3 separate regions of the Homo sapiens genome follow, and all the other regions are linked to region 3. Evidence: chromatin loops called from intact Hi-C (ENCODE). Cell type or tissue: dorsolateral prefrontal cortex. All regions are shown on one strand. Links, peaks and the distances in the headings refer to the core of each region. The heading gives the core; the rest is flanking DNA. Region 1 has its middle 130 kb from the start of ERVE-5. Region 2 has its middle 22 kb from the start of C19orf12. Region 3 holds the start of VSTM2B (V-set and transmembrane domain containing 2B).

The links. Hi-C counts contacts between places; a loop is a spot of excess contacts. Peaks named below come from ENCODE experiments on the same cell type or tissue, not always from the same donor. Only the 100,000 strongest peaks of a DNase experiment are listed, where the experiment ranks them.
Region 1: a loop joins it to region 3, with 5 times the contacts of the local background. A loop is called at or near these places in 9 of 110 quality-filtered maps.
Region 2: it touches region 3 in a loop (2.4-fold over the local background); 5 of 110 quality-filtered maps call a loop at or near these places.

The regions. Positions count from the first base shown.
Region 1 is chr19:28,731,114-28,742,169 of GRCh38, reverse strand. No RefSeq gene overlaps it. Among named protein-coding and RNA genes, the nearest start is that of ERVE-5, 130 kb to the right of the region's middle. In dorsolateral prefrontal cortex, for the core only: CTCF peaks have their summits at 4,750 and 4,961 (motif pointing left); no DNase peak of the experiment used is centred there; H3K4me3 peaks cover 449 bases; H3K27ac peaks cover 735 bases.
Region 2 is chr19:29,688,537-29,697,621 of GRCh38, reverse strand. No RefSeq gene overlaps it. Among named protein-coding and RNA genes, the nearest start is that of C19orf12, 22 kb to the left of the region's middle. RefSeq lists enhancers at 2,554-2,613, 6,368-6,427, 6,346-6,640, 6,235-6,786, 6,787-7,339 and a silencer at 6,359-6,556. In dorsolateral prefrontal cortex, for the core only: CTCF peaks have their summits at 2,654 and 2,853 (motif pointing left); a DNase peak (open chromatin) is centred at 2,861; H3K27ac peaks cover 1,660 bases.
Region 3 is chr19:29,524,994-29,536,049 of GRCh38, reverse strand. VSTM2B (V-set and transmembrane domain containing 2B) reads right to left here and starts at 10,056. Exons shown (of 5, transcript NM_001146339.2): 1 at 9,385-10,056; 2 at 8,655-8,839; 3 at 7,588-7,617; 4 at 5,760-6,231. The coding sequence starts at 9,466. It overlaps LOC124904683 (a long non-coding RNA gene), which reads left to right and starts at 6,770. Exons shown (of 2, transcript XR_007067215.1): 1 at 6,770-7,009. VSTM2B-DT (VSTM2B divergent transcript) reads left to right here and starts at 10,300. Exons shown (of 10, transcript NR_040029.2): 1 at 10,300-10,626. RefSeq lists an enhancer at 1,176-1,676. In dorsolateral prefrontal cortex, for the core only: no CTCF peak of the experiment used is centred there; a DNase peak (open chromatin) is centred at 5,609; H3K4me3 peaks cover 927 bases; H3K27ac peaks cover 2,340 bases; H3K27me3 peaks cover 1,084 bases.

The DNA of each region.
Region 1 (11,056 bases), core at 3,548-6,047, 790 kb after region 3:
AAAATCAAAACTTCTTATAATATTAAGAGCGTATTGATACCTTAAGGTCTAACACAGGGGACCAAAACTTGGAAAGAGTGCTATAAGTCATTTCAAAATTCTTCTTTTATTCAATAATAACACACTTTTTGGCTTCTTTTTTTCTTCAACTTTTATTTTAGGTTCAGGGGATACGTGTGCAGGTTTGTTACGTGGGTAAATTGCATGTCACTGAGGTTTGGGGTATGAATAATACCATCACCTAGTTAGTGAGCATAGCACCTGATAGGTAGTTTTTAAAACTTTGCCCCCCATCTAACCCTCTCTCCTCTTGTAGCAACCAGCGTCTGTTGTTCCCATCTTTATGTCCATGTGTACTCAATGTTCAGATCCCACTTATATGTGAAAACATGTGGTATTTGGTTTTCTCTTTCTACACTGTTTCACTAAGGATAATGGCCTCCAGTGGCAAAGGATATAATTTCATTATTTTCTATGGTGTGTAGTATTGCATGGTATATATTTACCATATTTTCTTTATCCAGTCCACTATTAATGGGCACCTTGGTTGATTCCCTGTCTCTGCTATGGTGAATGCTGGTGTGGGCATGCATTCTGGTAGAACAGTGTATGTTGCTCTGGGCATATACCCAACAAGGACATTGCTGGGTTGACTGGATAAAATTATCTAGTTTTTTTAAGAACAGAGACATAAAAGAAGTGAGGCCATCCCTGAAGAACACTAACATTTATGAGTCTGGTAGGCTCTGAGCTTTTCTTACTTTTTCTTTTTAAAAATACTTTTTTTTAGAGCAAATTTAAGTGGAGAGTACAGATAGTTCCCTTGTATTAATACATCCTCCGCAGCCTCCCTCATTATCAACATTGTCTGCCGGAGTGGTACGTTTGTTACAACTGAGTCTACATTGCCACATCATTATCACCTAAAGTTTATAATTTATATTAGGGTTCGGTCTTGATGTTGTACATTCTATAGGTTTTGACAAAGGTATACTGTAATTATATGTATCCAGTATTATAGCATCATACAAAAAATTTCACTACTCTAAAAATCCTCTCTACTCTGCCTATTCATCCCACTCTCTGCCCGTAACTCTCAGCAACCACTGATCTTTTTACTGTCTCCATAGTTTTGCCTTTTCCAGAATGACATGTAGTTGGAATTATACAGTATGCACACTCCATGATTCTACATATATGAAACCTAGTAAAGACAAATTTATAATGATAGCAGATCAATGTTTACCAGGGGCTGGAAACAGGGGTTTTAGGAGAAGGCGGTTGACTGGGAAGTGACACAAGGGACTCTTTTGGGATGATGAAAATATTTTATATCTTTGTTGTGGTGATGATTGTACAATTGTATATGTTTGTTGAAACTTTTAAAGTGTACACTTAAAGTGACTGCATTTTATTTATGTAAATTATAAGAATAAAGTTGATGTTAAAAAATAATAGAGATTTCCGCTCACTTTGCATTGTTTCCTCCAGTTGTAACATTTGAAAACTATAGTATAATATAGTATACATTAATATATACTATACTATAGTATATATATAATATACTATAATACAGTATAGCAGATACTATGTTGTGGCATAGTGTTATGCTGCCAAGGATACAGAGAAACTGGATCACTCCAACATTGCTGCTGGAAGTGTAAAATGGTACAACTACACTGAAAAGTAGTTTGTCACTTTCTTAACAAATAAAACCTGTAACTACCATGTGACCCACAACTGTTCTCCTGGGCATTTATCCCTGAGAAATGAAAATTATGCTCATTATACACTATAATATAGTATAATATAGTATCTATTATACCAGGATATTGACATTGATATAATCTACTGACCTTAATCCAATTTCCCTAATTTTGCTGTGCTCATTGTGTGTGTGGATTAAGTATTATATTATTTTAGAATCTGTATAAGTTCATGTCTTCAACACCACAGTTCAGATACTGGTCAGTTCCAGTATCACGAGGATCCCTTATGTTGTAATTTCATAAACACACCCTCCTTCTTTTTCTTCTTATCTACTCCCACCTCTTCCTCCCACTCTGGCTACCACTAATTACTCTTCTATTTCTAAAATTTTGTCATTTCAAAAATGTTATATAAATGGAATTATACAGTATGTAACCTTTTAGAAATGGCTTTTTTGCTCAGCAAAATTCACTGGAGAGTCGCCCAGTTTCTTATGTATAGCAATAGTTTGCTCTTCTTAATTGCTGAATATGGTGTGATGGTCAGTTTTAAGTGTCAATATGATTAAGCCATAGTACCCAGTTATTTAATTAAACACTAATATAGGTGTTGCTGTGAAGGTATTTTGTAGACATGGTTAACATCTATAATGAGTTGATTTTAAGTAAAAGATATTACTCTCAATAATGTCATGGGCCTCATATAAATAGTTGAAGGCCTTAATAGAAAAGACTAGTTTTCCAAAGAAAAAGAAATTTTGCCTCAAGACTTCAGCATCCACTCCTACCTGAGTTTTCAGTCTGCCTGTTTGGTCTACAAAGTTTAAAAATGCCAGCTCCTACAATTGTGTGAGCCAATTTCTAAAAATTTCCCCCTTCTCTCTCTCTCTCTCCCCCCACCCCCTCTATATATAATCTTTTTTTAAAATTTTATTATTATTATACTTTAAGTTTTAGGGTACATGTGCACAATGTGCAGGTTAGTTACATATGTATACATGTGCCATGCTGTTGTGCTGCACCCATTAACTCGTCATTTAGCATTAGGTATATCTCCTAAAGCTATCCCTCCCACCTCCCCCCACCCCACAACAGTCCCCAGAGTGTGATGTTCCCCTTCCTGTGTCCATGTGTTCTCATTGTTCAATTCCCACCTATGAGTGAGAATATGTGGTGTTCAGTTTTTGTTCTTGCGATAGTTTACTGAGAGTGATGATTTCCAATTTCATCTATGTCCCTACGAAGGACATGAACTCATCATGTTTTATGGCTGCATAGTATTCCATGGTGTATATGTGCCACATTTTCTTAATCCAGTCTATCATTGTTGGACATTTGGGTTGGTTCCAAGTCTTTGCTATTGTGAATAGTGCCGCAATAAACATACGTGTGCATGTGTCTTTATAGCAGCATGATTTATAGTCCTTTGGGTATATACCCAGTAAAGGGATGGCTGGGTCAAATGGTGTTTCTAGTTCTAGATCCCTGAGGAATCGCCACACTGACTTCCACAATGGTTGAACTAGTTTACAGTCCCACCAACATAATCTTATATTAATTCTCTTTCTCTGGAGAAGTCTAATTTATACACATGGCTTGAAGGCATCACAATTTGTCTGACAGTTCACCTATTGAAGGACGTCTGGGTTGTTTCCAGTTTAGGGCTATTATGACTAATGTTGCTATAAACATTAGTGTACAGGTGATTGTATAAACACAATTTTCATTTCTCAGGGATAAATGCCCAGGAATACAGTTATGTGTCTTATGGTACTTACATGTTTCATTTTTTTTAGAAAGCACCAAACTATTTTCCAGAGTGTTTGTACCATTTTACATTTCACCAGCAATGTTTGAGTAATCCAGTTTCTCTGTATCGCAGCATTATGCTACTTCTGCTAATTTTTATTCTAATCATTCTGATATGTGTGTAGTAATACCTCATTATGGTTTTAGTTATTTATTTGTTTGAGATAGAATCTCGCTGTGTCATCAAGGCTGGAGTGCAGTGGTGCGATCTCCGCTCACTGCAACCTCCGCCTCCCGGGTTCAAGTGATTCTCCTGCCTGAGCCTCCTGAGTAGCTGGGATTACAGGCGTGCACCACAATGCGCGGCTAATTTTTTCGTATTTTTATTAGAGATGGGGTTTCCCCCTTGTTGGCCAGGCTGGTCTTGTACTCCTGACCTCAGGTGATTCAGCAGCCTCAGCCTCCCAAAGTGCTGGGATTACAGGCGTGAGCCATCAGGTTTCATTTGTCATTTCCCTTATGTTAATGAAGTTGAACATTTTTCATGTACTTATTTGGCATCCTTATATCCTCTTCAGTGAAATGTCTATTTATGTTTTTTGCCTATTTGTCTTTCATTGTTTGTTGTTTTCAGAGTTCTGTGAGTGCTTTATATACTTTAGATAGTTGTCTTTGAGGGGTCACCGCTCTGGCTTGTCTGAACTCCATGTCTCCCATCCCTGTGTGAGTTGTGGTCATCGTTTAACTCTTGGCTCAGCCCATGCAGTTTCACCCTAGTAACATGTGGCTCAGTATTCAGAATCAGACTAGAGTGGCAACCTTCTAAACATTTCTCAAGCTCTTTTTGAAATCAGCTCTTTCTCTTGGTTCTTCTTTTTAAAAATTCCAGCCACTACTGTCTCTCCAAACTGATCTCTCTTTCCCTAACTCGGTGAGATGCTGTGCTCTGTTGAAACTCCCCCTTCCAGTTCTGCAGTCCAGAGGCGCCTGCAGGCAGAAAGCCAGGGGGATTACAGTACTCACAACTTTTGTTTGTCTTCTCTTAGGGATCACAGCCCTGCCGTGATCATTGTTTAAAAACTGTTGTTTCATATATTTTGTCTGGTTTTCTAGTTCCTTATAGTGGGAAGGTAAATTTAACTTCAGTTCCTCATCATAGCTAGAAGCAGACACACTGACCTGTGTTCTCTCCATAGGCCTGATAAAAACATAAACACTGGGTCGTGCAGGGCAGGACTTGGACTGAGAGGGCAGATCACTGGGCATTGGCACTTCTCTTCTTAACTTTCTTCAGAATTTTTCAGTTGTATCCTAGACTAGTTTCCTAGGATACATACATTCAGACATATGGAATTGAACACTTGACCTGCTTGTACAGGCTTGCAAAGACTAGAATATGAACATTAGTTTTACATGATGTGTACATACAAATTTTATATATAGTACTTTACAAAGTGTGCAAGATTTATTTTATTTTGAAAGTTTAAGCTGCCCTCTAGTGGAAAATACATGCCAAGATTTGGGCCTGGCTTTTCTTTGGTTTCGTTTTCATTATGGGAAGCCCTAGATACTCAAATCAGTAGCAGTGAGCTAGTATCTCTTCTCTCCCTGAAGCCGATGGGAGTTGTGGGCTACCTTTCTTTCTTATGGAAGGTGCTCAGGCCCACCCTGGGCCCATGTGGAGCTCTATACAGCTGCAGATAGAGAGACAAGCCTTACCCCAATGGGACCCCTCCTACAATCAGGGGCCCTCTTTCCCTTTCTCTGCTGTTCAGAATATGTGCTGTCTGTCTGGTCCATATTTGCTCTCTGAAATTGATTCACATGAATGTCCAATAATGACTTACAGTAGTACTTGTCTCCTAGGGAATCAAAGCCCTTAGCCACGCTGTTAGTTACCACCCGAAAGGCTGTTCCTGTTCTTAGGGAAGCTGTTGAGATATTTGCAGGCGGAAGAGGGTCACCAATACAATCAGCCTTCACTGACCCTGACTCGGGTAATGATGTCAATGTTGAATCTGCTTCCTGGAAGCATCTGGGCAGAAGCAGCCAGCATGGCCCCAGCCCTGGCTGCTAGACTCTAAACCCAAGTTATTCGGCTAATGACATTGTATTGTTATATATAAAAAGAACCATAGGCAAACCACTATCTGAAAGGTCCACTAGGGGTTAGAGACCATGTTGGTGATGAAAAGAGAATGCAAAGGAAGGAAGGAAGGAAGGGAAAACAAGCAGTAAATTAGAGAATCCGGTAATGATGAAGATGGCAGATGAGAGGCTTTCCGCATGCCACAGCCACAGGGAAATAGAAAAATAGTGCTTAAAGATCAACTCTGTGAATTTTCACTCAAGAAGGAAGACAGGAATTCACCAGACTAGTGAAGGACACACCAGACTCTGGGGAGGGAAAGACGCACAAGCAGCTTCCATGACAGCATTTGGCTGACCAGTGAGTAAAGCCCTTGTCTGCAAGGGTGGCAGCCTGTCTCCCTCTGTGTCTCATCCTTCTGCTAGGGGTCTGTGCAACCCAGGCCAAGACAGAGCACCCCTTTTTTCTCAAGCCCCGGAGCTAGCTTGGGGGAGGCTGAGAGATGGAGGGAGGGAAGACACTGGGAAAAGCTGCTGGCATTTTCCCAGACTTGGGACCGAGAGGATGATACTATTTTTAATCTGGGCTCATACCAAGGCAGTCATTGTGTGGCAACCTGGCAATAATGTCTTCTGCAGACATTTTAGTCTCAGGCCAGAGAGTAGACCATTTGCCCTGGAGCAGGGGAAGGGCCCCCACAGCCAGAATTGAGTGGTGAGTGTGGATACCACTCCAGGAGCAGGCAGTTAAATTAGACTCTCTTGTTACAGGGGGCTGCCGCAGGAGAAGTGCTGAAGAAGAGGTTTCTCCTTAGCAGGAGGACTTGCAGCCAAGGACAGCTTTATGATCTGGAACCAGTCAGTGTGTATCCTTGCTGGGTGCCCCAGTTTGCTCCCTTGATCAGCTGGCAAAGTGTGACCCACCAACTTTGAGGAGTGGAAGGGAGGCACCCTCCCCCTTACCTGCCCCGCACACCTGCGCTGGAGACCTAACCCTTGGTGAGGACAGCCTTTAAGGGAAGTAAGAACACAGCCTGTCAAAGCTTCCCTTGGGTCAAAGGAAATGGAAGCGCAGTGCCAACCACTGGAGGGGGTAACACCAAAGCCTACAAACAAACTTGGAGAGGAGGTCGTCTAATTGCCCCTGTTTCTCCTCAGTGCCTTGCTGTGGATGCAGCCATAGATCTTCCTGTTGGGTCCCGGGAAGCGTGGGCTGAAAGAGGCACTTCTCGAGCTTCTCAAGGGCCTCTACTTCTGCTGAAGAACAGCAGTGCTGGGGGAGGGTGCTCTCGTATGTCTCTATTGCCTCCACCCCTGCTGAGGGTGAGCACAGGCAAAGTGAGACCCTCCTGCTGGCTCTTGCCCTGAAGTGCCATCGACTTGACTGCAGTCTGAATTATAGCACCAAATGAAAACACATTGCTACACCAAGCAGTTTCCTAGAAAGCCACCATATGAATCTGTCTGCAACCAAGGAACCCAGGCCCTCTGATAGCTCTCAGACATAAAGCCAATTGATCATACACAACATAAACCACAGTCAAATTCTCAAAGGAAAAAACAATAAGAAATCAAAATGCCCCATCCAAATGGTAGCACATTTGAAAAATAAAGTGTCAACTTTCTCAGATGAGAAGAAATCAGCACAATAACTCCAGTAATACAAAAAGCCAGAGTGTTTTGTCACCTCCAAAGTATCTTACTAGCTCCCAAGAAGTGGATTCTAACCAAAAAGAAATGTCTGAAATGACAGAAATATAATTCAGAGTGTGAGTGGCAAAGAAACTCAACAAGATCTAAGAGAAAGTTGAAATCCAACACAAAGGAAACAGAAAAGTGATTCAGGATTTGAAAGACAACATAATTATGTTATGAAATAAACAGAACTTTTGGAATTGAAAATTTTAAAAATTCACTACAGGAACTTCAAAATACACTGAAAACCTTAGCAACAGGATAGACCAAGCAGATGAAAGAATCTCAGAGTTCAAAGATTGGTTCTTTGAATCAACCCCAACAAAAATAAAGACAAAAAATGTTTAATGAACAAAGCTTTTGAGAAACATGAGATTATGTAAAGCAATAAAAATCTAAGACATATTGGCACTCTTGAGAGAGAAGAAGAGAAAGTAAGCAGCTTGGAGAATATATTTGAGAATATAATTCAGGGAAGTTTCCCCAACTTTTCTGTAGAGGTCAACCTGCAGATATAAGAAATCCAGAGAACTCCTGCAAGATAACTATAAAAGACACCTATCCCCAAGGCGCGTAGTCAGACTATCCAAGGTCAGTGTGAAAGAAAAAAATCTTAAAGTCAGCTAAAGAAAAGGGTCATGTTAACTATGAGGGGAAACCCAGCAGATGAACAGCAGACTTCTCAGCAAAAACCTTGCAAGCCAGAATAGATTGAGGCCCATATTTAGCATCCTTAAAGAAAAGAAATGCCAGCCAAGAATTTTATATGCTGACAAACTAAGCTTCATAAAGCAGAAGTAAAGTCTTTCCCAGAAAAACAATAGCTGAGGGAATCTATCACCACCAGACCAGGCCTACAAGAGATGCTTAATGAAGTTCTAAACATGGAAATAAACTCACTACCAAACAAACAAGAACAACAAACAAACAAAAACAACTACTCACCAAAAAAAGCCCTGGACTACAGCTGAATTCTACCAGACACATAAAAAACAGCTAGTACCAATCCCACTGAAACTATTCAAACAAAATTGAAGAGGAGGGATTCTTTCCTAAAACATTCCATGAAACCAGTATCATCCTGATATCAAAATCTGGCAAAGACACAACCGAAAAATAAAATTACAGGCCAATATCCCTGATGAACATACATTCAAAAGTCCCCAACAGAATACTAGCAAACTAAATTTAGCAGCACATCAGAAACTTAGTTCACACATGATCAGATGGGCTTTACTTCTGGAATGCAAAGTTAGTTTAATGTATGCAAATTAATAAATGTGATTCAACTTATAAACAGAATTAAAAACAAAAACTATAGAATTATCTAATAGATGCAGAAAAAGCATTCGATAAAATCCAGCATTTGTTCATGATAAAAACCCTCAAATAACTAGTCATAAAAGGAACGTGCATCAAAATAATAAGAGCCATCTATGATAAAGCAACAGCCAACATCATATTGAATGGCCAAAAGCTGGGCCATTTCCCCTAGGAACTGGAACACAACAAGGATATTCAGTTTCACCACTTTTATTCAACACAGTACTGGATGTCCTAGCCAGAGCAATAAGGAAAGAGCAAGAAGTAAAAGGCATTAAAATAGGAAAAGAAGTAGTCATGTTTTCTCTCTTTACTGATTATATAATCCTGCACCTAAAAAAGCCCAAAGACTCCACCAAAAGCCCAAAGACTCTAGACCCAATAAATGACTTCAGTAAAGTTTCAGGACACAAAATCAACATACAAACATCAGTAACATATCTCTACACTAATAATGTTCAAGCCGATTACCAAGTAAAGACTGAAATCTTATTTACAATAGCCACACACAAAAAAATACCTAGTAATATATCTAACCAAGAAGGTGAAAGAGCTCTGCAAGGAGAATTACAAAACATTGCTGAAAGAAAGCATAAATGACACAAACAAATGGAAAACATTCCATACTCATGGATTGGAAAAGTGGATATCATTAAAATAGCCATACTTCCCAAAGCAGCCTACATGGTTGCAAAAAAAAAAAAAGAGAGAGAACATTTATCCACTGTTGGTAGGAATGTTTGGCCACTTTGGGAAACAGTTTAGAGATTTCTCAAAGGACTAAATATAAAACAATCATTCAACCCAGCAGTCCTATTATTGGGTATATACCTAAAGGAAAAGAAATCATTCTACCTAAAAGACAACTGCACTCGTATGTTCATTGCAGCACTGTTCACAATAGGAAAGACATGGAATCAACCTAGGTGCCTATCAGTAGTGGACTGGATAAAGAAAATGTACTGCATATATACCATGGAATATTACACAGCAATAAAAAAGAATGAAATCATCCCCTTTGCAGCAGTATAAATGCAGCTGGAGGCCATTATCCTAAGCAAACTAATGCAGAAATAGAAATGCATATATTGCATGTTCTCACTTATAAGTGGGAGCAAAACATTGGGTTTACATGGACATAAAGATGAGAACAATAGACACTGGTTACTCCAGAAAGTGGAAGAAAAGGAGGAGGGCAAGGGTTGAAAAACTACCTATTGGGTACTGATATGGTTTGGCTCTGTGTCCCCATCCAAATCTCATGTGGAATTGTAATCTCCATGTGTCAAGAGAGGGAACTGGTGGGAGGTGGTTGGATCATAGGGGCAGATTTCCCTTTTCCTGTTCTCATGATAGTGTGTCCTCACAAGATCTGGTTGTTTAAAAGTATGTGCTGCTGCTGCCTCCTCCTCCTCCTCCTTCTCCACCTCCTCCTCCTCCTCCTCCTTCTTTCTCCTTCTCCTTCTTTCTCTCTCCCTCTCCTGCCACCATGTAAGATGTGACTTGCTTCCCCTTCGCCTTCCTCCATGATTGTAAGTTTCCTGAGGCCTCCCCAGTCATGCAGAACTGTGAGTCAATTAAACCTCTTTTCCTTATAAATTACATAGTCTCAAGTGGTTATTTATAGCAGTGCGAAAACTGAAAAATACAGGTACTGTGTTCACTATTTGGGTGTCAGGATCAATAGAAACCCAAACCTTAGCATCATGCAATATGTCCTTGCAAGAATCCCACATCTGTGCCCTTGAATCTAAAATTTAAAAGAAAAAGGACAGACACACACACAGATACAAACAGTATTAATTTAGTTTTTCCCTTTACTAAATCCGTCCTAGTGGTAGGTGCCAGCAACGCAATAAGGAACATGACACGTTTCTTGCCTTCAAAGAGTGCACAGCCTCTGTGACAATGCACCATGCAGACTAGGTCTTAGATGTCTCAAACTGGTGGTCTGCAGATAGGTTTTATTTGGTGGGCATACTGTTTGAATTTTTAAAAACTAGATGTTAACATTTTAATATGGAAATTGTCTCACTACATTTAGCTTTATGGCTTCTCTTGGAAGGCCCACGTGGCAACATTGGCTCATCTCCTGCCCACTGGAGAAAGAGCAGCACTCACTTCTCTGCTTTGTGTCTTTGGTCTAGACTTTCGATATTTAAGTTTGAGACCCCTAGACCAGGAGCAGCAAGAGGAGAGCAGTCAATTCTGAAGGGCTGGGGCAGGTGGAGGCTTGAGTGTGACTTCCTAGATGCTGCCCCAGCAGCCCTAGGGGAGATGGTGGCGGCCCACACAGGCCGTGGTTGGGGAGTGGGACATGGTGAGAGACATCTAAACTGGAGGATGGGCTGTGCTTAGGTGTGGCTTTGCAGCATTGTGGAGGTGGAGGTGAACCACAGGTAAGAACCCCAGGTCAAGTTTTCCAGCAGGAATATGAAAATTAAACAGCCTCAGGAAAGACATGAGTTCTGAAGGCCTTTGCATCAAATGTG
Region 2 (9,085 bases), core at 1,524-4,023, 160 kb before region 3:
GGTGTCCAGGTGTCCAGGTGGTGGGGTGTCTGGGTGTCTGAGTGGCAGGGTGTCTGGGTGGCAGAGGGTCTGGGTGTTTGGGTGTCCAGGTGTCCAGGTGGTGGGTTGTCCAGGTGTCCAGGTAGTGGAGTGTCTGGGTGTCTGGGGGTTGGGGTGTCTGGGTATTGGAGTGGCAGGGTATCTGGATGGTGGGGTGGCTGAGTATCCAGGTGTCCAAGTGACTGAGTGGCAGGGTGTTCAGGTGGCAGGATGTCTGGGTGTCCGGGTGGTGGGGTGTCAGGTTTCTGGGTATCAGGTGTCTGGATGTCTGGGTGTCTGAGTGTCTGGGTGTCTGAGTGTCCGGGTGTCTGGGTGTCGGGTGTCTGGGTATCCGGGTGTCTGGCTGTCAGGTTTCTGGGTGTCTGGGTGTCGGGTGTCTGGGTATCTGGGTGTCTGGGTGTCAGGTTTCTGGGTGTCTGGGTATCCGGGTGTCTGGGTGTCAGGTTTCTGGGTGTCTGGGTATCTGAGTGTCTGGGTGTCTGAGTGTTGGGTGTCCAGGTGTCTGGGTGTCTGGTGTCAGGTGCCTGGGTGTCCGAGTGTCACTTGGATACCTGGATACTCAGCCACCCCACCATCCAGACACCCTGCCACTCGAATATCCAGACACCCCAACCCCCAGACACCCAGACACTCCACTACCTGGACACCTGGACAACCCACCACCTGGACACCTGGATACCCAAACACCCAGACCCTCTGCCACCCAGACACCCTGCCACTCAGACACCCAGACACCCCACCACCTGGACACCTGGACACCCAGACACCCAGACACTGAGACACCTCACCACCCAGACACCCAGACAGCTGACACCCAGACACCTGGACACCCAGACACCCAGACACCTGACACCGAGACACCCAGACACTTGATACCAAGACACCCGGACATCCCACCAGGTGTCTGGGTGTCAGGTGTCTGGGGGTCCAGGTGTCAGGTGTCTGGGTGTCAGGTGTCTGGGTGTCAGCTGTCTGGGTGTCTGGGTGTCTGGATGTCAGGTGGCTGGGTGTCTGGGTATCTAGTGTTTGGGTGTCTGGGTGTCCAGGTTTCTTGGTGTCAGGTGTCTGGGTGTCCAAGTGTCCAGGTGTCAGGTGTCTGGGTGTCAGGTGTCTGGGTGTCAGGTGTCAGGTGTCTGCATGTCTGGGTATCTGGGTGTCCAGGTGTCTGGATGTCAGGTTGTCTGGGTGTCCAGGTATCAGGTGTCTGGGTGTCTGGGTGTCTGGTGTTTGAGTGTCTGGGTGTCTGGTGTTTGAGTGTCTGGGTGTCTGAGTGTCTGGGTGTCCAGGTGCCTGAGTGTCAGGTGTCTGGGTGTCAGGCATCTGGGTGTCAGGTGTCTGGGTGTCAGATGTCTGGGTGTCTGGGTATCTGGGTGTCTGGGTGTCTGTGTGTCTGGAGGTCAGGTGTCTGGGTGTCCGAGTGTCTGGGTATCTGGGTGTCGAGTATCTTGGTGTCATGTGTCAGGTGTCTGGGTGTCCAGGTATTCGGGTGTCTGGGTGTCAGGTATCAGGTGTCTGGGTGTCAGGTGTCGGGTGTCTGGGTGTCTGGGTGTCCAGATGTCAGGGTGTCAGTTGTCTGGGTGTCTGGGTGTCAGGTGTCAGGTGTCTGGGTGTCTGGGCATCTGGGTGTCTGGGTGTCTGGGTGTCTGGATGTCAGGTGTCTGGGTGTCCAGGTGTCAGACGTCTGGGTATCTGGGTGTCCGGTGTTTGGGTTTCCAGGTATCTGGGTGTATGGGTGTCTGAGTGTCAGGTGTCTGAGTGTCCAGGTGTCCAGGTGTCTGGGTGTCAGGTGTCTGAGTGTCTGGGTATCTGACTGTCTGGGTGCCAGGTGTCTGGGTGTCTGGGTGCCAGGTGTCTGGGTGTCCAAGTATCTGGGTGTCAGGTGTCTGGGTGTCTGTGTGTCTGGGTGTCAGGTGTCCGGGTGTCAGATGTCTGGGTGTCAGGTTTCTAGGTGTTGGGTGTCCAGGTGTTTAGCTGTCAAGTTTTTGGGTGTATGGGTATGTGGGTGTCTGGGTGTCCCCAGGTGCCTGGGTGTCAGGTGTCTGGGTGTCCAGGTGTCTGGGTGTCTGGGTGTCAGGTGTCTAGTGTCAGGTTTCTGGGTGTTGAGTGTCCAGGTGTCTGGGTGTCAGGTGTCTGGGTGTCTGAGTGTCAGGTGTCTAGGTGTCTGGGTGTCAGGCGTCTCAGTGTCTGGGTGTCAGGTGTCTCGGTGTCCGGGTGTCCAGGTGTCCGGGTGTCAGGTGTCTGGGTGTCAGGTGTCCGGGTGTCTGGATGTCTGGGTGTCAGGTGTCTGGGTGTCAGGTGTCTCAGTATCTGGGTGTCAGGTGTCTGGGTGTCCGGGTATCTGGGTATCAGGTGTCTGGGTGATCGGGTGTCCAGGTGTCCGGGTGTCAGGTAGTCTGGGTGTCCGGGTGTCAGGTGTCCAGGTGTCTGGGTGTCAGGTGTCTGTGTGTTAGGTGTCTGGGTGTTCGGTGTCTGGGTGGCGGAGTGGCAGGATTTCTGGGCAGCAGGGCTGGCCCTTCCAGTGGGGCCTGGCCCAGGGAGAGCTGCGGGCTGCCGGTGGGCGAGGCAGCACTAAGGAAGACGCCTGGGTACAGGGACCCAGTCATCATTGGAATAAACCATCTGCTCTGGGCCAGCTATTAACCTGCTTCAGTGTTGCCGTTCCCAGGCAGATGGTACGTTTTAGCTGGATGACTGCTTTGTGTCTCTGGGCTGAGATGTCTGGCTGGAGGGATGCAGGCCTGGCTGTTGTGTGCAGAGCCAGGAGGCCACAGGGCTGGGGACACAGCCTGGCACCTGTGGTGGGAGGCGCCCTCTGGTGGGCCAGCCAGGCAAGGCCTTCCTCCTCCTCTCCCCAGGTCCCGGCCAGGCCAGGCCAGGCCCAGACAGTGGCTCTCAGAGGATGCTGTTTTGTAACTTCCCCAGGGGGAGGGTGCGGAGGCTGCCCTGAGGTTTTCATAAGCTGTGGACAGGACACCAGCCGCATCTCCTGCAACCTTTTTTGCATGTAAAACAGAATGTCTCTCAATCCCAACAACGAACATATGGGAATTAAGAAATGCAGGACTCATCTAAGCCATGCAGAAGAGGGCATTGCCTGATGTGCCTTCAGTTGGCTGGAGGAGAGAAATGGCTTTATTGGCTGGAGGAGAGAAATGGCTTTATTAGCTGGAGGAGGCCTCTAGGACCATGATGACAGCCACAGGTCAGCAGGCCAAGCTCGGGCCTGGCCAGCCGTGTCGCAGCCTTGGCGTCAGCTGTGGGTGCCCCCAAGTCCTGGCATAGGAGGGAGCTGAGAGGTGTTTTTCTAAGCCATGGATGTGGTGGCTGTTTATTTTATTTTTCTGGGTTTTAAGAGAAGGACTTTACTCATTCTTGTTAGCAAGTAAGCAAATGCAAATATAATATCCAGGAGATATCTGTTATATACCATGTTAATTAGTAAAAATAAATACAAATGATCAAACCCACAGCTGGCAGGGCTGAGGGAAAACGGTATACACATACGTCCACACACGCACGTGCATACACACACACACACGTACATGCAGAAGGCGATACATAGCAATGCAGTCTTTTGGGAGAGTGATTTGATGAAAAGGAAAATCACAGGAACTATAAAATCATATATACCTCCCAGCCAACCAATTTCACTTCAGGGAAAACATTCCAATAAAATAATTCAAGTGGAAAACAATAAAGATATTCATAGCACTGCTGTTTATAATAGCAGGAAAAAAAAAAGGGAAAGAATTCCAATTCTGACCAAAAAGGAAATAGTTAGACTATGTATGTGAACAAGAGGCTGGAATCCTAATAGTCAAGTGTAACAAACAGAGAACAGGGCTGGGCACGTGACATTCTGTGGATGTATCCCCCCACCATGCCACACACACACGTTTATTTACCTTACCACAAATTCATGCTTCAGTGCTTGGAGGAAATAAGAAAGAGGGCTTGCAGGCTGGGCGCAGTGGCTCACATCTGTAATGCCAGCACTTTGGTAGGCTGAAGCGGGCAGATCACCTGAGGTCAGGAGTTCGAGACCAGCCTGGCCAACATGGCGAAACCCCATCTCTACTAAAAATACAAAAATTAGCTGGGCGTGGTGGTGGGCACCTGTAATCCCAGCTACTTGGGAGGCTGAGGCAGGAGAATTGCTTGAACCCAGGAGGCAGAGGTTGCAGTGAACCGAGGTCACACCACTTCACTCCACCCTGGGCGACAGAGCAAGACTCCATCTCAAAAAAAAAGAAAAAAGAGGGATTGCAGATGGTGCTGTGATCCTAGTGGTTCTCCCACCCGATGAAGGCATGGCTCAGAGGGAACAGACAGGCAGGCATGGGCGTCTCATGCCTGAGTTCTAGTGTTTAAAATGTGAGTTATTTATGTATCCCTAAACCAAACAAGAGCCAGCCTGATCAGATTTTTGGACAGCCAGCCAGGTCCTCATCTCCCTGGGGCTGCCTCTGGGGACCGTTAAAGGCCATCACTCAGGAAGAGTGCTCACAGCCCACCTTGGATCTTGCCGTCCTTAGAGAAGTGGTCCCACCACAACATTCAGTTCCAAAGCACCATCCCAGATCCTGAGACCCATGAGAGCTTGATCTGATGTGCTTGTTCCCACTGACCAAGGCAGGAGGGCCGGCTGTGCTGGGGGCTGTTTTGGGTTCTTCTATGTCAGCGCTATCCAACATGAATAGAATACAAGCCAAACGTGAGTTTTACCATGGGCAGGTGTATACAAACCTACCCCAACATCTGAGGAAGCTGAGAGGCCAAAGAAAGAGGCTGGCATATCTAGTTCCTTAGAAAGAATCATTCAGTAGGGACTTACGGACAGAAGCCATGTCTGTGTCTTGGCAGTGGCAAGACAAGATGGTGGACCCCGCGCCATCACCCCCAAGACCCAGGACTTGTATACCAGAGGGGAGGGTGGTTCAGAAGGGATGTGTAGACAGTTGAAGTAGGATAACATCAAGGTTGTTTGACCTAAGGATTTATGGTAAGTACCTGCAATCATACAAGAAATGATAGAGAAATTGGGATCTTAGAGGCCTTCCTGGAATGGGGGTTCATCAGAAGCCAACTTGGCAGATTAGTATCCAAGATGGAGCTTCTTTGGCCTCCAAAGTGAGTCACGTGTAACTTGAGATTTTCTCATAACCCACACTTTTAAAAAGTAGGAACAAACAGAAGAAATTAATTTAATAATATGTTTTTTAACCTGATATCCAACCTATTATCATTTCAACATGTAATCAATATAAAAGATTATTGAGATGATTTCCATTTTTTTCATATTAAGCCTTCGAAACGTGTTGTCTATTTTACACTTGCTAGCACATCTCAATTCTGACTAGTCACATGTGGCCAGTGGCTAGCATATTGGGAATCACAACTCTATAAAATACACAATAGAAAGTATAAAAATGAAAGATTTCTTTTTTCTTTTCCACTCAGGTTGCCGGTGATACAGACACTCCTTTCAGAGCCAGGAACCACTCTTTTTTTCTGTCTCTCCTCTGTTCTGAAATTTAGCATCTGGGCTTGTTTGATATCCTTGTTAGAGGTCAAGAGCAGGTTGGGAGGTGCTGTAGACTGAATTGTGTCCCCCTTAAAATTCCTGTGTTGAAGCCCTAACCCCCAGAGTGATGGTGTTTGGAGATGGGACCTTAGGAAGGTGATATGGTTTGGCTCTGTGTCCCCATCCAAATTTCATCTTGTAGCTCCTATAATTCCCACGTGTTGTGGGAGGGACCTGGTGGGAAATAATTGAATCATGGGCGGGGGGATCATCCCTGTGCTGTTTTTGTGATAGTGAATAAGTCTCACGAGATCAGATTTTTTTTTTTTTTTTGACGGAGTTTCACTCTTGTTGCCCAGGCTGGAGTGCAATGGTCTGATCTTGACTCACTGCTACCTCTGCCTCCTGGGTTCAAGTGATTCTCCTGCCTCAGCCTCCCGAGTAGCTGTGATTACAGGTGCCTACCACCACGCCCAGCTAATTTTTCTTTTTTGTATTTTTAGGAGAGATGGGATTTCACCATGTTGGCCAGGCTGGTCTCAAACTCCTGGCCTCAGGTAATCCGCCCGTCTCGGCCTCTAAAAGTGGTTGGATTACAGGCATGAGCCACCGTGCCCAGCCAATCTGATGGTTTTAAAAATGGGAATTTCCCTGCACAGGGTCTCTTTATTTGCCTGCTGCCATCCACATAAAATGTGACTTGCTCCTCTTTGTCTTGCCCCATGATTGTGAGGCCTCCCTAGCCATGTGGAACTGCAAGTGCATTAAACCTCTTTCTTTTGTAAATTACCCAGTCTCAGGTATGTCTTTATTAGCAGTGTGAAAGCGGACTTGATGCAGGAGGTAAGGGGGTTTAGATATGGCCATGAGGGTGGGGCCTTCATCCTGGGATTAGTGTCCTCATAAGAAGAGACACCAGAGGGCTCTGTTGCTCTTTCTCCTCCATGTGATGACTCAGCAAGAAGGTGGCCGTCTGTAAGCCAGGAAGAGAGCCCTCCCCAGAACCCAACCATGCTGGCTCCCAGATCTTGGACTTCTAGCCTCCTGAACTGTGAGAAAATAAATTTAAGCTGCCCAATCAATGACATTTTGTCATGGCAGCCCAAGCTGACAGGTTGGGAGTTGGGAGAGTTGAGGGCTTACTGGTGGCTTCCCTAATCTGTGCTCTCTAACCAGACCTAAGGCAGGGGCATTTCCCCCTCCCTTGAGATGTCAAATAGACCTGGTGTGTGGGTGAGACCACCTACCTGAGTGACTCCAAGCATCGCCAGTGAGAGGGTCACTTACTGCAGCCACTGGGCACCAGCCTTGTCCTGCCCCAGGAACAGGCAGCCCTGCTGTGGAGGCCTTGGATGATGGCATCCCCAAGTTCCTATCCCCTCTCCCTCCAACTGCCTCATCAGATATGGCTGAAGAAAAACACCTGACCACATTGACTGCTCTCACTTTTTTTTTTTTTTGAGATGGAGTCTCGTCTGTCACCCAGGCTGGATTTCAGTGGAGTGATCTCAGCTCACTGCAACCTCCACCTCCCAGGTTCAAGCGATTCTCCTGCCTTAGCCTCCCAAGTATCTGGGATTACAGGCATCTGCCACCACGCCCAGCTAATTTTTTAATTTTTATTTTTGTATTTTTAGTAGAGATGGGGTTTCACCATGTTGGCCAGGCTGGTCTTGAACTCCTGACCTCATGTGATCCCCCCGCCTCGGGCCTCCCAAAGTCCTGAGATTACAGGCATGAGCCACTGTGCCTGGCCTTTTTTTTTTTTTTTAAACAGAGTCTCGCTCTGTTGCCCAGGCTGGAGTGCAGTGGCAAGATCTCGGCTCATTGCAACCTCTGCCTCCTGAGTTCAAGCGGTTCTCCTGCCTCAGCTTCCCTACTAGCTGGGATTACAGGTGCCCGCCACCACGCCCAACTAATTTTTGTATTTTTGGTAGAGACAGGGTTTCACCACGTTTGCCAGGCTGGTCTTGAACTCCTCATCTCAGATGATCTACCCACCTCGGCCTCCCAAAGTGCTGAGATTACATGTGTGAGCCACCATGCCTGGGCTTCTCTCACCTTCAATTCTTCATCACTAAGCTCAGAGGGGGCTGCCATGTTGCTGGCAATTATCCCAGGAAAATACGGGATAATTGCCAGCAACATGGCAGCCCCCTCTGAGTTCATTTCCTCTCCCTCTAACCTCTTCTCTCTTGGGCTCCCAACCCTTCCTCTCCTGTTCTTTCTCTCCAGTGGTGACCTTGCTTCCCATTTCCCTAGGAAAAATGAAGCCTCCAGAAGAGAATGCCCACCATCTCCACCTGCACTCAGGCAACCATCTTTCTTCCTGTTACTGTGAACTGACCTTGCTTTAAGGCCACCTCCTCCACTGGACACCAGGTCCACCCCCTCTCCCATCAGGGGATGCCACTCTAGTCATTCTCCTCTTCCTCTCTGTGTCACTGATTCCCCCTCTCCACAGCCTCCACAGGTTCATTAGCATGAACACGCACATTTGTTCTCCAATATTAAAAACAACCAAAATGTCAATGAGTATTAGGACAATTTTGTTGGGGAATAATTGTCTTTTCAACCAGTAGTGCTAGGACTACTGCATGACTACATGCAAAATAATGAAGTCTACTGCCTACCTTATACCATGTAAAAAAATTATGTCAAAGCCAGGTGCAGTGGCTCACACCTGTAATCCCAGCATTTTGGGACCCAAAGTTGGGAGGATCACTTGAGGCCAAGAGTACAAGACCAGCCTGGGCAACATAGTGAGACCCTGACTCTACAAAAAATAGAAAAATTAGCCAGGTGTGGTGGCATGCACCTGTAGTCCCAGCTACTTGGGTGGCTGAGGTGACAGGATTGCTTGAATCCAGCAATCCTCCTTTTTTTCCTGTTAGAAAAAAAAAATTAAGTCTAAACAGACATAAATGTAACAACTAAAACTATAAAACCCTTAGATGAAAACATAGGAATAACTCTTTATGACCTTGGATTAGGCAGTGGTTTCTTAGATATGACATAAACACACAAGTGGCAAATGAAAAAATAGGTTAATGGGATTTCATCAAAAATTTAAAACTTACGTGCATTGGGCACTATCAAGAAAGTGAAAAAAACAAACCATGGAATGAGAGAAAATAACTGCAAATCATGTATCTGATAAGGGACTAGTATCTAGAATGTATAAAGAATGCTCGCAACTAAGCAATAAAAAGACAAACGTGGCTGGGCTTGGTGGCTCATGTCTATAATACCAGTATTTTGGGTGGCAGAAGCAGGAAGATTGCTTCTGCCAGCCCAGGAGTTCAAGACCAGACTGGGCAACATAATGAGACTCCATCGCTACAAAAAAAGAGGCAAATGTCCTAATTTAAAAGTGGACACTAAGCGCATGAGAAGAGGCTCAACACCATCAGCCGTCAAAACCACAATATACCACTTTTTCCCTACTAGGATGGTTAAAATAAAGAGAATAACAAGTATTGATGAGGTTGGGAAGAAATCAGAACCTTTGTACATTGCTGG
Region 3 (11,056 bases), core at 4,477-6,976:
GAGGCTCAGCCATTTCCTTTATGAAATCCTTTAATTTTCTTTTTCAGGATGCTCAGAGAGCCTCGCCCTCTCTTCTCTGGGACATCCCTTGCCAGATTTGTTTTCTTCTTAATTATAATTCTCATGTCACATCGGAACTTGGGGGAAGAGTGGATTGTTCATTTAAGGTGAGGGCCTTTGGGTCCTCGTGGGTCCGGGGAGATGGGAAAACCAGGTGGCTGCCTCAATGGCTTGCTCAGGGCCCACAGGTCCTGGGCCTGCTGGTACTGCTGGTGACTCTGCTGCATCGCGATTCTCCTGGGTCACGTGTGTGCCATTCCTTCAGCTCTATCACCACCGGGGCATGGGTCGAGATGTAGTGACTGTCTCCACCTTGCCCACGGCCCCCTTTGGTCACGGTTTACGGTTGCCATGGCGACATCCGCGGATGCTCCCCTTTGACGGCTCCCAGCAGCCACAGCCTCTCTACAGCCATCATACCCATGGCCTTGGCTGTCTTTCTCTCATTATTAATTGAAATATTGAGAGCCAGTTCTCCGTGTGGGCACCCAGCAGCAGCTTGCCACATCCAGCCGGCTCTCTGTGGGGGCCATGGTGCCTTTCCTTGGAGCCAGAGCCCTGAGGCTAATTAGAGGTTCACACGCCACTGCTCTGATCCCAACGTCCCTGCAGAGGGGAACCTCTGGCCAACACACCAGCCATTCAGTTGCAAACTGGATTCTTTTGAGGCCGCGCTAGACTTTACTGCGGTGCCTTTTCCATTTAGAAGTGTTAGTCTGGAAGATACTCTGCTTGGTCTCTCTCTCTCTTTTCTAGAAATGGCAACCAGCAACAAAGTGTTCACGAAAAATGGGTCAGCATTCAGATTAATTAGGAGCCAGATTTATGAACACAGCTAAGACGGGGCCCAGCCTCCTGCGCCTGCTCTGCTCTGCTAATGCAGTCCATGTTTATTTTTAAGCACAAATACCAAAATGTCTCTTGACAAATGAGACGTGAAATGAATGAGTTTTTGCACATCAACTTTTAGTGCAAATATGTATTTGGGTGTATTAGGTACACATGTGGCATGGGAAGGGCTTTCTTGCCTGGCTGTGCGGTAGCTAATGGATGAGGGCTGGAGGAAGTCCCCCCTCTCTCCTTCGTGGCATTACCAAAGTGGCTCACTTAAAAAATAGGGACTTTTTTTCTGACTTCCTTCCAGGAACGATCGCTTAATGGGGGACTATTTGGGGAGATGTACTGGGACCGCCCCTGCTGTTGCCAATCTGAAATGGCCAGTGTCCTGAGCCTCTTTCTTTTCTTTTCTTTCTTTCTTTCTTTTTTTTTTTTTGAGACAGAGTTTCAGTCTTGTTGCCCACGCTGGAGTGCAATGGCGCGATCTCGGCTCACTTCAAACTCCGCCTCCCAGGTTCAAGTTATTATCCTGCCTCAGCCTCCCAAGTATCTGGGATTACAGGTGCCTGCCACCACACCCAGCTAATTTTTTGTGTTTTTAGTAGAGACAGGATCTCATCATGTTGGCCAGGCTGGTCTCAAACTTCCGTCCTCAGGTGATCCACCCGCCTCGGCCTTCCAAAGTGCTGTGATTACAGGCGTGAGCCACTGTGCCTGGCCATGAGCCTCTTCAGTGCCCCCAGGTCCTCAGCCCACCCTTCTCCACTCTGCTGTGAGCCCCTGAGGGCTGACCTCTACAGCCTGCACCACCTGGGTGCCCCTGCCTTCAGGTTCCAGGAGGGTTTGGCCAAAGGGAGGCCCAGACAGGGAATGGAGGGCAGGAGGAGTGAGATCCTTGCTGGGTGACTGTGGGTTGGCTGTGTGCCTCCCCTCCTACTCTCTGGGTGCTACCAGCTGCCCCCAGACCTTTAGGCTAGGTCTGCTGATGGCTCCCACTGATGCCAGCCCCGGGGACCTGCATCAATCCTTTGTTGGCTGCCCTAACCCTGTCCACACCTTGGTACATACGCTCTTTCCATCCCCCCCAGTGACCCTGTTTGAATGTTCCATGTGCCTCTGCCAGCACCCTGGTTGATATCCTCTGCAAACACTCTTGACTATTAACCAAGAGGCAGCGGTCCTTTCTGGACCCCTCCCCATCAAGCTGCCTAGAATTGAGTGGCTGGGAGGCAAGGCCCAAGGTCGTCTGCCCCGAGCTCCCTCTGCAGCTCAGGCTGCTGTGGTTCCGAGCAAAGCAGCTGGCTTGCTGCCTCTCAGGGCGCTCAGCAGTACCTGGTGCCAGCAGCTGAGCTCGGGGCACTGGCTGGTGATGCAGCCCTACAGAAAGGTTACTAATGCCCATCCTCCAAAACACAGTCTGCAGGCTTCACATTGACAGCACACAGCCTGGGTGGCCTTGGGTGACCGGGGTGAGGTGGGACACAAGACTGAGCATGGTTCCCTCCTTGGCATCAAGGCTGTTCGGATGTGTTTGTGAATGACAGGTCTGCCATCCATTTTCCGTGCCCAGAGTGGGACATAGAGTGCCTGGAGCAGAACCACTCTCAAGAGAGCTTCACCTGGAGAGTGAGGGACACAGGTTTTCTGACCTCCCAGCTGAAGGCCCACCTTCTGGGCACCCCAAAGGAGACTTGGAGAGAGACTGGAGGTTCTTTCTGAGATGTGTCTACACAGTTCCTGGCCAGTTCAGGAGCTGGCAAGGGTTAGGGGGTGACAGAGACCTCAGAGGCCACTGTACTTCTATCCCAGGGGTGCTGCTGTCAGCCCCGCTGGGATCCAGGCAAGCTGTGCTTTCTAGATGGCAGTGGACATCAGCCCCTCCAGGGAAGGCAGAGTGACCCACATGGGCATTAACATATGGCCCCGTGGCTGGTGGGTGCCCAAGGTCCTATCTGCTGGGATGGCACTGGGCACTGTGCCATCAGCATTGAGTTGACCTGAGGACCTCCATATCTTCTGGGAAGAAGGGCACTGACTGGCCCACCTTCCCTGGATGAGATGTCCTGGAGCATCTTCACTCTCTCATTCAGCCTCCATGGCCAGCACCGAGACTGGAGATCAGACTGGCTATGGCAGGCAGTCAGGTCATCTGTGGCTGGGCCTGGGACTCAGGCTGAAGGCCAAGGGAAGAGGGAGATTCAAGCAGGAGTGCGCTCATGACCTTGGTCTCATTATCATTTTGTGAGCACAACCAAGTCCACTCTCAAAGATCTATTTCACATGGTCTTGACCGGTCTTTAACCAACTGCTGGTTCCACTTGGCATTCAAGGCCCTCCATAGCCTGGCTTCCAACTGCCAACCTTTTAGCTTTATCTGCCCATCCTCTCCTCTCCAGCTAGTGCAGCTAATGACCAGGGTGATAATAATGAACATATATGTGCAGCAATTTCCATACCAAGCTCCCTCTGAGGTCAGAGAGATTATCCTGTTCATTTTACAGATGACTCAGAGATGGTAAGTCACTTGCCTAAAATCACACAGCCAGTAAGTGGTGGAAGCACAACCTACATCGGAACTTCTGCCTTTCAAATCCTCCAGGAATATCCTAGAGGTACGTCCCAGCCTGTAATGCACACATTTCCTTGCTGGGGCCCAAGGGGAGGGGGAAGAAGGATGTTCTCTTCACCAACAAGCATCAGTTAAGCCAATGGCTCTGTAAGTCAATAGGAACTCTCCCTGAGCACTGCCTGTATGCTGAACAGAGATGGCTAACTCCTCGAAGAGTCACGCTCCCCTTGCACTGTGAAGAGATGAGGCCCGAAAGCAGCCGCCACACCAAGGACTACATTTCCCAGCGGGCCCTACATCCATGTTGGACCATGTGACTGAGTTCTGGCCGATGGAAGAGGGTAGAAGTAATATTTACCACTTCTAGACCTAGCCCTTAAAAAACGCCTTGCCATTTTTCTAAACCAGCTTTTCTCTGAGAGAGTTAAGCGCTGCCAGAAAGATTTGAGTGGCTGTTTTCTCAGTCTCCCAAGAATGATACATACTTAGGGCCGTCCTAAATGCATATGAAACAAGTTGATTCATCATACACAATGCATGCCTGAGAGTATTAGGGCTTAATTCTCTTAGGGCAGTGAGCTGACAAGGGCTGCTTCTGTCTCTCCTCACTGGTCTGCTGGCTCTATGTCATGCCCAGAGTGACTTTGGAAGCCTCCTGCTGAGGCTGGTACTCTCAGCCTGGGTCCCTGGATGACTGCATGGAACAGAGCCGCCACATGCCCTGGGGCACTCCAGGGCAGGACTTGATATGAACGAGGAATATTAAATTTGAATTGTGTCAAGCCACTGGCCTTTTGGGGTTTATTTGTCACAGCACCTAGTGATATCTTAGTGCAGAGGGTGGAAAGTTCCCAGCTGGGCTGTGGAGGCTCTTTGCAGGTCCCTACCTTCCCCAGTAGCCTGAGGGACAGTCTTGTGGGCTCCTGTGTGGCATCCAAGACGGATGAGGCCTTCGGATCAAGCCAATAGCCTGAGACGCACTGAGGCGGCTGCTACAGTGGGTAGAGCTAAATGAGAGACAGAACTGAACTGATGTGCCAGGCAGACTGCAGGCTCAACTGTCGGAGGGCTTGAGAGTTAGCCAGGGAGGCAGGATGAGATGGTGACACTAAGGACATGAAGACCTGCCCCAGCGGATTCTGCAGGTAGTCCAGGAGCCTGCAGGAAGACCACCCTTTGAGAACTACCACTGTAGGGGTGTGACAATGTGCTCCATCACATCTAGGAAGTTTCACATGCACCTGTACCCAAAGCCAGGCTCCCAGGGCCATGTGGCCAGGAGAGATGCTCCCTGTGGGACTCTGCATCAAACAAGACTGAGGAGAGGGGCCAAGGGAGGGAGCAACCTGCTCACAGTCAGGCACTGGGGTGGGCTCTGAGGCCCAGCTTGGAGCAGGGGGAGAGAGTGGGGGATGCCTTGGGAGGAGGGGCACACTGGGCAAGCCTTTCTACCCTCCATAACCGCCCCCCACCGCCCCCACCCCTGCCTCTGCCAATGGCTCCTACCGCCCCAGAGCTGCCTACCAGGGGGTAGTCAAGCCATCATTTTCTCCTCCTTCTGCCTTCTCACATCCCGCCCCCCATCCCCAATCCCTTCTCCCAGCCTCTCAGCTCCCTAAGAAAGCAAGCCTTCCCCTCTGGGTGCCTTCCTAACAGTGGCTTAGGGCTCAGTCCTTACTGCCCCCACCCCAAAGCCAAAGGGAGAGGATCTGCGATTTACAGCAGAGTGCAGAGCTGCTGCCTAGGGCCATCCTGCATTTAGCCAAAGAGGGCGTAGGTTACACAGCCAGGCCCCTCCACACCCTTGGACAAAGTCTGTTCAATCGAGCACACAAAATAGAAACCAACGCAACTCAAGTTTTAACCGCCTCCCGCTCTCCAGCAGGTGCCAGTGCCCCCATCTGGGGATAGCTCATTTCCACCACCGGTGGTGGCTGAGTACTGGCCCCTTGCCACCATCGGAGCTCAGCCCTCAGGGTCCAGTTCTCCAAACCCAAAAGAGGTCGCCTCCCCACACTACAGCCTCCAGCGTACCCTGAGGTAGCTGGCAGGGCAGCCCCCTCCTCCATTCATAAATGCACATCAGAAATGCTTCCAGAGGCCAGGAGTAAAGACAGAGAAACCGCGGGAAGAAGGCCCTGGGGGGGGCGCTCCCGACCTAACTAGGAAGGAGTATGCATATGCAAATGCGCCCAGGGGGCGGGTCCTGGGTCCGGAGCCCCCCGGGGCGTCCCGGCGCAGCCCTAGCCCTGCGCCATCCCCGCGCGTGCGCCCCCTCTCCGCGATCCCTTACCCGAGCCGTGCCTCTGGCGCAGCAGGACCGCCTGTCCCGATGGCGGCGACGCTGACGAGGCAGCAGCAGCTGCCGCGACTGTGGTGGTGGGCGTGTGGGCCGCCGAGGCTGCCGCGGCCTCGGGGACTGCGGGATCGATGGCGGCGGGAGGGCTCCCGGGCGGCGGGCTCTTGTCGCCGCGGCCGGGCTCGGAGGTGGTACGGCTCGCGGCGCCCGCGTTGTTGGCGTTGGCGGCGCTGGCTGGGCCGTGGCGACGCGGGCCGCTGCTCTGGATGTGGGACACGGCCTCGGCGGCCTGCATGTTGGGCGGCGCGAAGCGCGAGAGCACGCGCAGCATCGCCTGGGCCTTGTGCTCCTGCGTGTCGTCGTCGCTGTAGTCCGACACGCGGCACTCGTACACGCCCTCGTCCTGCAGCCGCACGGCAGACAGCCGAAGCCGGTGTGAGATGTCATTGCCCTGGACGCGTACGGTCTGCAAGAGAGCAGGGTTAGAGGCCGGGCTGGGCAGCTCCCAAACCTACTCTTCTGGCCACCCTGGCCGTCGCGCCCCCTCATCCGCGCACCCCAACACTTCCCGGATCCTGGTTTGCCCACCATCACGATCCGGCTTCCCTTTCACCCGCGTCTACCCAGTGGCATAGGGCTTCCAACTCTGCGTGGACGCCAGGCAGCCAGCTCTTTGGACTGTGTCCCCACGTCCCCATCACGTTAACCAAACGCCCACCTTGCATCTGCCCCGCCCATACAAACCAACACTGCTTGTCTTCCCGTAGCTGGCGCTTCAGAAGGGCAGAGTCCACCTCTCCTTCCTCCCTCCTGCACCTTCAGGAAACCCCAGGCTGGATTCCTTGTTCCTTAACTTCCCCACGTCTTTCCCGCCCCGACGCGCTCCAACCGACAGTCCCGCCCCAGCCGGCCCTCCTCACCTCCCGGAGCACGGAGGGCCTGCCCGAATCGCTTCCTAAGGAAAGCCACCCTGTCACCGGACCCCGCCCTTTACAGCTAACACTGTGCTTTCTTAAGAAGGCAAGCAACGCTGAGGCTGCTGCCTGGCTCCCTGGCCACCTGCTACCAACCCGCCTTTCCGCGGGATCTCCAGAAGCCCCCCAGCGAAGTGCTCCTCCCCTGCGCCCCGGTGGGGACTTCGGGAAGTACTGCTCTACGGCTCTCAACAAACACCCAGGGAGCCCTCACCTCTGAACCGAGCCCACGAGGAGGCTTCGTCATCTCCAGGCCTTTCTACGCTCCAGGTGGGAAGCTTGGGCGCATCTCCTCCCAGAGTTAGCAACCCCATGACCCGGGCCCCTCGCAGCCTGGCACAACCACCCCCTACCCCGTCCCCTGCAAGCCTGCAACACCCCGCACCCAGACCCGCAATCCAGGCGGAGGATAAAGGGTTGCAGCGGAGGGCGCAGAGCAGATGCTCAGGGCGGGGCAGAGGGGGCGGGAAGCTGGCGCCACGGTCGCGGCGAGGGCGAGCAGCCGCGCGCTCCCGGTGCTAGGAGGAATGCCCGCAGAGCGGAGGCTGGCAGGCGCGAGAGGCCCTAAGCGCGCAGTCCGACCAAGGGGAGTTTTACAGGTCAGCGCCGAGCCGAATTAGGGGACTCAAGCCTTGGACCCTTGATTTACACAAAAGAGAACCCGACCCTGCAACCGGCGACAGATGGCGCCCGGACACGCCGAGCAGCCACCGATGCAAGGCTGCGATCGCTGCCCTACTTGCGCGGCCCCACATGCGCGGCCGCCGCGGCTTGCTAAGGGAGGGAGCTGCGGGACCCGAGGCGGCCAGAAGGGGTCTCCCGCGGCCCGCGCTGGGCTCCACACTTACGCTGATTTTAGTTGCATCCTTATTTGTTACCTAAAATGCAAAGAGGGAGAGAGAGACGTGAGGCTCGCGGCCTTCTGGCTAGGGGAACTCGGATCCGCCTTTAGGCAAGGGCACCCTCCTCCGGCAGGCTAGGACCGAAACCGCCCGGGGGATGGGGGTTGAGGGCACAAAGGACGTCCGGCTTTCCAAGAGTTTCCCAGGAGGAAGCGGGCTTTGGAGCTAGCATGGTGCCTGACCAACGGGTGGCTGCCCTGGTGCACACCTGCCGGCTGAACTGGGGAGACTGGATGGACACCAGGGTGGGAAGGAAAGCCCCTCTCCTTCCCTCTGGGCATCCTTAGGCCCTGCCGCGTGGCTCAAAATCCTCCCCCAGCTCACTGGGAGCCGTGAAGAACTGGAGGGAGGGCCGCTGTGTCTGGACAGCACCCAGCGGGAGGCTCAGTGGGAGTAACTCTGGGTGGGACCCTGGGAGAATGTAGGTGTGTGTAGGTGTAGGTGTGTGTGTAGGTGTGTGTGCACGCGAGCACACTAGAGTGTGTAAGAGAGTGTGGGTTTTGAGGCAGACAGGCAGCGTGGGCCTGTTTTCGGCCACAGAGAAGTGGCCCCTCTGTGCCCCTGAGGGCTGGAGGTCCTGCCGGCTTTCCGGTACTCGGTTTTCTGGTGGCCTCTGGAACGCAGCCGTGGGAGCCCTGGGGTCCTCAAAGTGGCAGAGGGCGGGGAGAGCCTGATGGGACCAAGGGGGCTTCCTTCACTACCCAGCACCCATCAGAGGGCCGCAGCCAGCGAGCACGAGCAAGCGACCAGGCTGAGGTGTGGCTCTTTAGGGGCTGGGCGTGAATGGAGTTCTGGGAGGTGGTGGGAACAGCGATGCTGTCAAAATAATTGACAGGTTTGGGGGTAACCACTGCTGACTTTGAAGATGCTTTGGGATGCGAAGGTGGAAGATGGGCTGCGCCACAGGGCGGCGCCCTGCGCGAGTGAAGCCCGCTGCTTCCCTCCCTGGGTTAGCCTTCGCCGCCCCGGGCGCGAGCCGGGCGCGCGCCGGTACCGCGTGGGCGGCGGGTTACCTTGCTCCGGGCGCCCGGCACGCTGAGCGCCAGCTCGTGCAGCAGCTCCCGGGGTGGCTCCTTGAGGTACCACCACTGAATCTCCAGCGAATACGAGGTGGCTCCGCTGGCCCGGAACGCGCAGGGCATTTCGATGTCGTCTCCCTCCCGTACTGTCACATCTTTGGGGACTTCTGTGAATGCAGCTGGGGGTGGGGAGAGAGAGAGAGGCGTGACCAGCTGTAGGTCGGGGGCCTGGGGCAACCTAAAGCGAGGCAGTCGGTCTCTGGCTGGCTGGCCTTGTGCCCCCCACCCCGCAGCTGCTCCCTGGCGCACGGCCGGAGGGGCTAGCAAAGTTCGGGGAAGCGGCTGCAGGGCCGAGGCAGGGACCGGCCATCGGCTGCCTACTGCTTCCCTCCGGATGGGGCGGGGCGGCAGGGGCGACTCGTGCTTCTCCCCCGCCCCTGGCCGCACCGCCAGAGCCTGGCTGGGGCGCGCCTACTCCCGCTCCCCGCAGGCATCCTTTCCGCAGCCGGGGCCCCGGCGGGACTGGGAACGACTCGGGCGCGGCGCTGCTGCTGCGGCGACCCTTCGCCGCTCGCCTCTCCCTACCCCTCCGGGCCCAGGCTGCACAGCGGGATTGCTGGAGACCGCGAAGCTTCCCGGTTCGTTCTCTTTCTTCTTCTTCTCGGTGGCGGCCCCAGCAAAGACCCCCCCGAGTCCACAGCGGCAGCAAAGTTCCCGCGCTCACCGTCGGCCACGAAGAGCAGCAGGGCATGCAGCAGCAGAGGCGGCAGGTATCCGAGGGCACCGAGCCGGTTCCGCTGTTCCATCTCCCGCGGGGGGCGCGGTGGCGGCGGGGGCCCGGGAGCGGAGAGGCGGCGGCCGCGTGGGCTCGGATCGGCTCCGGCTCGGGCTAGGACGCCTCCGAGCCTGCCATGGCCCCGCGCGGCGCCCCCTCCCCTGGCCGCCGGCGGCCGCCAATCAGCCCCGCTCCCTCGCCGGCTTGCCCGGTGCGGCTCCGGCGGGGGGCGCTGCGCGGGGTGTGCAGGAGACGCGGTCCCACCGGGAGGCTGCTGGCGATCGGTCAGTGCCTCTCTCTGTCCGGTCGTCCACAGGACGGTGGGGATCCGCGGTTCAGTCTCTGCCCGGCGGGCCGGGCAGGGGCTGGGCCGCGCCGGGACCCATCCCTGGCCGAGGGAGTGCGTGCCACGGAGCCGCGAGCTTCTGCCTCCCTGTCTCCTTCTGGTTCTGCTCCCGATTGCCACCTCCTTCGGCTCCCGCAGCCGCCCCCGCCGGTTCCTCCGCGGCTCTTTCCGCAGGGCGAGTGGGCGCTCAGCCGCGGCGCGCAGACCTGGCGTCCGACCCAGCGCAGCGCGGGGAGAGCGGGTCCGGCGTGGCGGACCCGGAGCCGGAGAGAGGCGGGGAGAGGGGGAGGGGAGGGGAAGGGAGGGGGCGGTCAGTGGCTGGGCGCCAAGCCGCCTCCACCGCTGCATCGCCCCCGCCCTCCCCTCTCCTGCCACAGCCCGCCCCGCCCCCGCCCCAGAGCGCTCCCCCTCTCTCCTCGGGGGTCGCTCGGAGGGACCACCGTCTTTCTGGTTGGAGTACAGCCCCGCCCCGCACCCGCTTGGGTTGGGAGTCCTCCCACCCAAACTCTCCCTGGCTTCTTCCCAGTCTGCACGGCTCGAGACGGCCGCTCATCCCTGCTCCCCGTGTGTCCCTCGGTCCTCTCTGCAGCTCCCAGCCCTCAACTCCTTACCCCAGTTTGGGCAACCAGCTGCCCCGCTGTTTGGCCCAGGCCTGGGCCATGACGGATGGGTGGGCGCCCGGGGCCGCGAGAAGGGCGGAACGCTGTGCCCAGCCGGAGACTACGCTGGGTGGCGGCGGCAGCGCCGGGAGTCTGCAGTGCGCGAGGGAGAAGTGAGCGCACAGCGCCCAGCGAGCAGGTGCCTGCGGCGCGGAGAGCGCACACGCTAGCCAGCCCGCAGCGGCCGTGAGTGACGGCAGGGGCGGCGGGGGTGGGGTGGGGTGGGGAGCGCCGGGCACGACTCAGGGCCCGGGAGGTTTCCGGGAGGGGGCGGGGTTCCTGCCCCTGGATCGCGGGTCCCTGTGTCTCCACGCGCTCTTCGCCGGTCGTGGCCCCTTCTTTGCCCGGTGCAAAGCGAGATGCCGAGGCGGCAGGAAGCCGGAACCCATCCCCCGCCTGCTCTGGCGTACTCGGCATCCCGGTACCTCCCCCAGCCTTCACCCGGAGTCTGCTCCCTCCCCAGCCATCTGAGGGAGCGCGGTCTGGTCCCCGAAGGCAAATGCGGGGTGGACATGTGGTTCGGACGCAGCGCGTAGTCATAGTCATAGGGGCGAGTCCTAAGGCTCGCCTTGGGTCTCTCCTATCTCCTTCCCCCGGGAGTCCCCAGCTAGTGCGT